Linked DNA regions of Mus musculus: region 2 is linked to region 1. The links are chromatin loops, found by intact Hi-C in ENCODE. Cell type or tissue: heart. All regions are shown on one strand. Links, peaks and the distances in the headings refer to the core of each region. The heading gives the core; the rest is flanking DNA. Region 1 has its middle 24 kb from the start of Bmper. Region 2 has its middle 44 kb from the start of Gm36685.

The links. A loop is a pair of places that touch in the nucleus more often than their neighbours do. Peaks named below come from ENCODE experiments on the same cell type or tissue, not always from the same donor. Only the 100,000 strongest peaks of a DNase experiment are listed, where the experiment ranks them.
Region 2: it touches region 1 in a loop (2.2-fold over the local background); 1 of 42 quality-filtered maps calls a loop at or near these places.

What each region holds. Positions count from the first base shown.
Region 1 is chr9:23,197,646-23,200,560 of GRCm38, forward strand. No RefSeq gene overlaps it. Among named protein-coding and RNA genes, the nearest start is that of Bmper, 24 kb to the right of the region's middle. In heart, for the core only: no CTCF peak of the experiment used is centred there; a DNase peak (open chromatin) is centred at 1,506.
Region 2 is chr9:22,944,494-22,947,408 of GRCm38, forward strand. No RefSeq gene overlaps it. Among named protein-coding and RNA genes, the nearest start is that of Gm36685, 44 kb to the right of the region's middle. In heart, for the core only: no CTCF peak of the experiment used is centred there; a DNase peak (open chromatin) is centred at 1,228.

The sequences.
Region 1 (2,915 bases), core at 276-2,775:
AATTATGTGTCTGTTTCCACCTTCATTTCAACATTTCCTTGCTTTATATGAATTGATGCTTCGTTGATGTCTTGCTTGAATCGGTTACAACATCTACTTGTTTGTAGATTAAACTAAACCTTTTTAACATGTACTCATTATTATACTAGCCATACTTTTACTGTATCCTGAAAATTATCTCAGCTGGGTTTTTAAATTTTTGTTTGTTTGTTTGTTTGTTTGTTTTAAGGAGTCAGATCTTGACCTTGCATATGTATTCTGCCACCAATTCATACCTAAGCCCTCTTCTCTTTTTCTTGCTTTTCTCTTTTACCTTCCCCTCTTATTTCTTTCTTTTTGTACCAAAAATTGAAGCCATACCCTCTTTTATATTAAACAATCATTCTAGCACTGGACTAAGTGCTTACCTCTTTTTATTTTTATTTTTTTAATTTTAAAACAGGATCACACTAAGTTAGTTACCCAGGCTGGTTTTGAATTCTTTTTACTTTTAGTTTTAAGGAAGGGTCTCACTAAGTTGACTAGGCTAGGCTCGAACTCATTCTGTAGTCCAGAAAGGCTTGAGACTTTTAATACTACTACTCAGTGTCCTGCGTAACCAAGATTCCACCCTGTGCCACCAGGCTAGCTACAATACTTGATAAAAGGCTGTTCTGAGATATAGCAGTAGGTGAGAGAAGGGAGTAACAGCTAGTCCACCATTCTCTGCCTACTGGACTACATTTCTTTTCTACTCACATTAATATAAATTGCCACTTTTTTGTTGCTTAAACTAGTATTCATAAAGGAAACAATGGGAGCATGGCCCTGTAGCATTCTGCCCAATAAGAATATCACATTGATGGGGATGATGGTACCTGCTTTGTTCACTGGTTTGCTTCTGTACATCCAGATATCACAATGCACCAGCTGTATAAACTTGCAATTTTATAAATGCCCAAAGCCTCATTTTTAATGGAACCATGCATAAGATGATAGTTAGCACTGAGTAATATTATGAAGTGGATGCCTTTGATGGCCCACTGACATCCACTTCATCACTCCCAAGCAGAGCCCTGATTAATATAGGAATCCACATTGTTTCCAGCTCCAAAGCTGGATCAAAAGCAGTGTGCAGCACTGCATGATCCTTCTTAGGATAAATACACTGTTCAGGACAGGGCGTGATGTAGATTTCCATTCCAGGTTGTAAAGAAGTGTTCTTCCTGACCCCCCCCCCCCAACACACACATTTTAAAATTATTATTCTTTTTCTCTTTTTCGTTCTCTCCCATTGAGTGAATCAAGAAGCACATGAATGTCCATTGCTGCAGCTCACCATCTTGTAAACAAGAAGAAAAACAACCTTGGGACAGATCCTGTGGTTGGGAGAGAGTTAGAAGCCCAGAAGGACCAAGGCTGCATTGAATGCACAGAGCCAAACCCTGCTGTGGAGCACTTATATTCTCTGTTCTGTGGATTTGAGGAGACACCCCCCTGTTAGCCTGGACCGAGGGTTCTGAGTTCAGGCCAGCGAGAACGGGAAGGGCCAGTGTATTTCCCGTACATTATGAAAGGAAAGCACAGTTTCATCATGTGACCAGATTGGATGATTATTCCCCTGAAAACCAAAACTCAAGTGTGATTGGGACATTGGCCTTAATATTCATTGCCTGTAGCCATAATTTATTCCTGTCAAAGTCAGTTTTTTCCCCCTGCCAAACTGTTGAAATCATAAGTTTCAAGAGTTTGGCAAAGAAATATTTTCCCTTTAGAGATAACATTTTTAACTATGATTTCTGCCCATTGAGCTATTTAAAAAAAGAAGAAAGAAAGAAAGAAAGAAAGGAAGAAAGAAAGAGGAAGAAAAAGAACAAGAAAGAAAGGAATAAAAAAGAAAGAAAGAAAAAGAGAAAGGAAGGAAGGAAGGAAGGAAGGAAGGAAGGAAGGAAGGAAGGAAGGAAGGAGAAACAGTAATAGTGGAAATCTTGCTTCTAGCTATAGTGTAGTCTTTAAATATCTGCCCTTACCGTTACACAGTAATGTCTGTAACTCAGGCCATCCTTTTGGAGTGTGATAACAGAGTTTGAATCTTTATTTCTAGCTAAAATTTGGTATCTTAGCTAGGATTCTATTGCTGTGATAAAACACCATAACCAAAAGCTACGTGGGGAACATCTTGCAGCTTATAGTCCATCTTTCAGAGAAGTCAGAGCAGGAAGTCAAGACAGGCACTTGGAGGAAGGAACTGAAGCAGAGACCATGGTGGAGTACTGCTTCCTGGCTTTCTCTCCATGACTCATGTAGCCTGCTTTCTTATGTATCCAAGGACAACCTTTCCAGGGGTGGCACCACCCACAGTGGAATGGGCCTCCCCACATTAATGATTAACTTAGGGAATGCCCCTACAGACATGCCCATAGGCTTCTCTGATGGAGGCCAATTCCTCAGTTGAGGTTTCCTCTTCCCAAGTGACTGTAGTGTGTGCCAATTTGACAAAACGCCAAGCAGCACTTGGCATATTAGATCTAAACATCCAAACACCCTTCCAAGTACAGTTTTGCTAAGATGAGGACATGTGCACACACATACAAACACACACACACACAACACAACACAAACACATATCTATACATACACACATGCACACACATGAACATACATATGCTCACTTAGGATTTTTTTTTTTTTTGAGAGCACAAAACCATGAGCCTCACAGAAGGAGATGAACGTGCACCCGACACTCGAAAACAACAACTAGATTTTAAGACGTGAGACCAGACAAGGGAGTCCATCCAAATTGACGCCCCCCTTTTGACTCTGGAGTGTTTGAAATAGAGAGGCTAACTGGCAAATATTTAAAGCCTGGAAAAGTGGCAAGAGTTGATGCTTTCTAAATGAAGTCAGAGGATAGATGGTTGTGTGCTTTTATACAG
Region 2 (2,915 bases), core at 174-2,673, 250 kb before region 1:
TGGTTCAAAATATTTTTTTTTCCTCTAAGCACTAGAATCATTACTTTTCAGCTCATTGTTCTAAGGGAGGTCAGTTGCTTTTCTTTCTCGGTTTTAACAGTTGGTCATTGAGGGAGCTGTTTGTGATTTACAGAGATAAAAGAGATGTTCCCTGACATGCATAGAACTGCATGCCCAACTTGGATTACTTACCTATAGGCATGTTTGAGCATACCCAGGCCCGACATTATTGATGATCCCTTGCAAAGACAGTATGATCGACAGACTTTGCCCCTCAGAGTTTTGATTTCCCTAAGTTCCCCTGAAGTGTGGGTTGCTGGCTGTCAGATGGGTCTACTGCTGGAGAGCTTGATCCCAGAGTGGCCCTAGCAAACTTCGCCTTCGTTTTTTCCCCATCTTGTAAGCCATGTTTTTCAAGCTGTCTTTCATCTTAAAATTCAGAAGAAATCTGTTTTCTTCCTTTAAGGTGATTTAAAGTGATAATGGTGCCATTTTGTAGCAGCCAGTATCACTCCTCCCCATCGACCCTACCATTGGCCTCCTGCCATCGGTTTCCCTGCCCACATCAGCCTCTACCATCAGTGCCCTTCCTTGCCATTGCCTCCTGTCCTACCATCAGCTCCTGACAGCACCCCCCCCCACCCGCCTCATGCCATTGGTCCCTACGATCAGCCCCTGATATCTGTCCCCTCCCTATCAGCCCCACCATCGGCCTTCCCCACCCCTCCCCCATGCCTCCATGAATAGCTTTCATTGAGTTCCCACACTGGCTTACTGAGTCAGGACGGCTTTGTCTTTTACCTTCTGTTTCTTTCCACTCTAAAAGAGCAGAATAACTTAATGCCTTTCTGCCTCACTTTTCTTTCCTTTTTCTTTTTTAATATTTACTTACATATTTATGTTTTGTTGGTGTGTATGCCTGCACACCAGAAGAAGGCATTAGGCCCCATGGGACTACAATTAAGACAGTTGTAAGCCACCATGTGAATGCTGGGAATTGAACTTAGCCAACGCCTTTAACCGCTGAGCCATCTGTCTAACCCCTGGTTCACTTTTCTTGAAGAGTCTGTCATTTTTCCAATTGGCTGGAGCAGAAAACTGTTTGGAAATAACAGGAGGGCTGAAGCTGTATCTTCAGTTTCTGGTAATTGAAAAGGAAAGGACAGTCTGCATTTGCTAATGAGCTGGACACAGATCTTACTTCTTCCCCAGTAGAATATCAGGACACAGAACTGAGCCACAAAATAAGGCCTCGAGCCGAGAATAACAAGGATTCTGTTATGTTGTCCACTCCAGGACCCAATCTGCTATTTTCATAACATTCTAAGCGATCTCGCATCTGCAAGTAATTAGTTGCAAAATAATCTATCTTGGGACTGTGGGTTAGTGAGGGTTGGGCAATAGGAGTTCCAACTGTGGCCCAGCAACGTGTAAGTCATGTTCCTTCTGCCTTTGCCTGCGTGTGCAGCCATGAATACATTATGTAGATATAGGCAGGTCCTACACAATGATGAGCGTAGTCATTTGCCCAAGAACTTTATTATCGACAATAGCTCCTTTTCTACAAAGGTCCTTTCCAATGGTGTCCAGATTCTTTTATACAATACCCTGAGAGACAAGAGAGGTTACAATAGTAAGTTTTAAGCAGGTGACATGGTTTTCTATTGTTTAGAATTCACTAATAGTTCATCAACTATTATAACTATAACACAGAGAGAGAGATCCATAAGAAGAAATCATAGGGACATAGCTCTGTGATTCATCACTGTTTATACAATCACACACATAACCAACACCCAGGTCAGGAATACTCCCAAGTTCCCTTCCAGCTACCCACCCCCAAAGAGAGCCACCCTTCTGATTGTAAATCAATGATGGGAATATGTGGATGAATTTCATATGGCACATGAACCACAGCCTCACGTGTGTACCTGCCAGTCTAGGACACTTACCTTTATGTGATAAAATGCACTTCCTGTGAAGAAACAACAAAGAACCGAGCGTTTAGCTTGAAGAGAATACCTTTGAGTTGGAGCCTACCAGCTGGGTCCAATGGGCAAAGGATAGACACGCATAATACTAGAAGTTCTACTTATCTTTGTCAGGAGCTGACCCCAAACTCAGTTAACACAGAAAGAGAAAATGGTTTTTCCTTAGGACTTGGTGGCCAAGGTGGATATCCTTTTCCTACTATGGACATCTAAACACTAAGGCTATAAGCATGAACTCCAAAATAATTTTGTTCTACCTAAGCCAAAGGCAGGGATCGGGGAGTCGTTTTTCAAAACACTTTTCTGTTTGGCTATGTATTACAATCAATTACCAAGGGGAAGTCCATCTTATGCTCTAGCAAGGAAAGGGGTATTTTGCTGGAATGTGGAAGCTAGCACAAGTGTCTAACTTACCACCTTGCTTGGAAGAACATATCCCCATGGTGAAGTGTTTCCTTGTGAGCACACGCAGGATGGGCAGAGTCAAAAATAGGTATCACTTAACTCCAGCTGAAAGCCTTCTGGAAGCCTCCTCTCCCACAGCTTCAGGGCTGCTGGCCTCTAATTCCCGCCACTATCTGGAGACTTACAAGCTAGACTTACATCTCAACTAGTGGCCTGCTTGAGAAAGTCTGGAGCCTGTGAAGAACAGAGAAATGGATTTGGCCAGGTTCAGTGCTGCCTTCAGTATTTATTTATTTATTTGTTTATATATATATATATATATATATATATATATATATATATATATGCATGCACGCACCTGGGGTAGCCTAGGCTGACCTTGAACTCACTATGTTGCCAAGTGTATCCCTGAATGCCAGATCCTAAGGGTCAGGACTGAAGATGCCCCCCTCTCCCCAGCCTTTAAAGGGAACCCAGCTACGCTTAGTGTAATAGGCCCCGTGCTAATACATCCTCCAT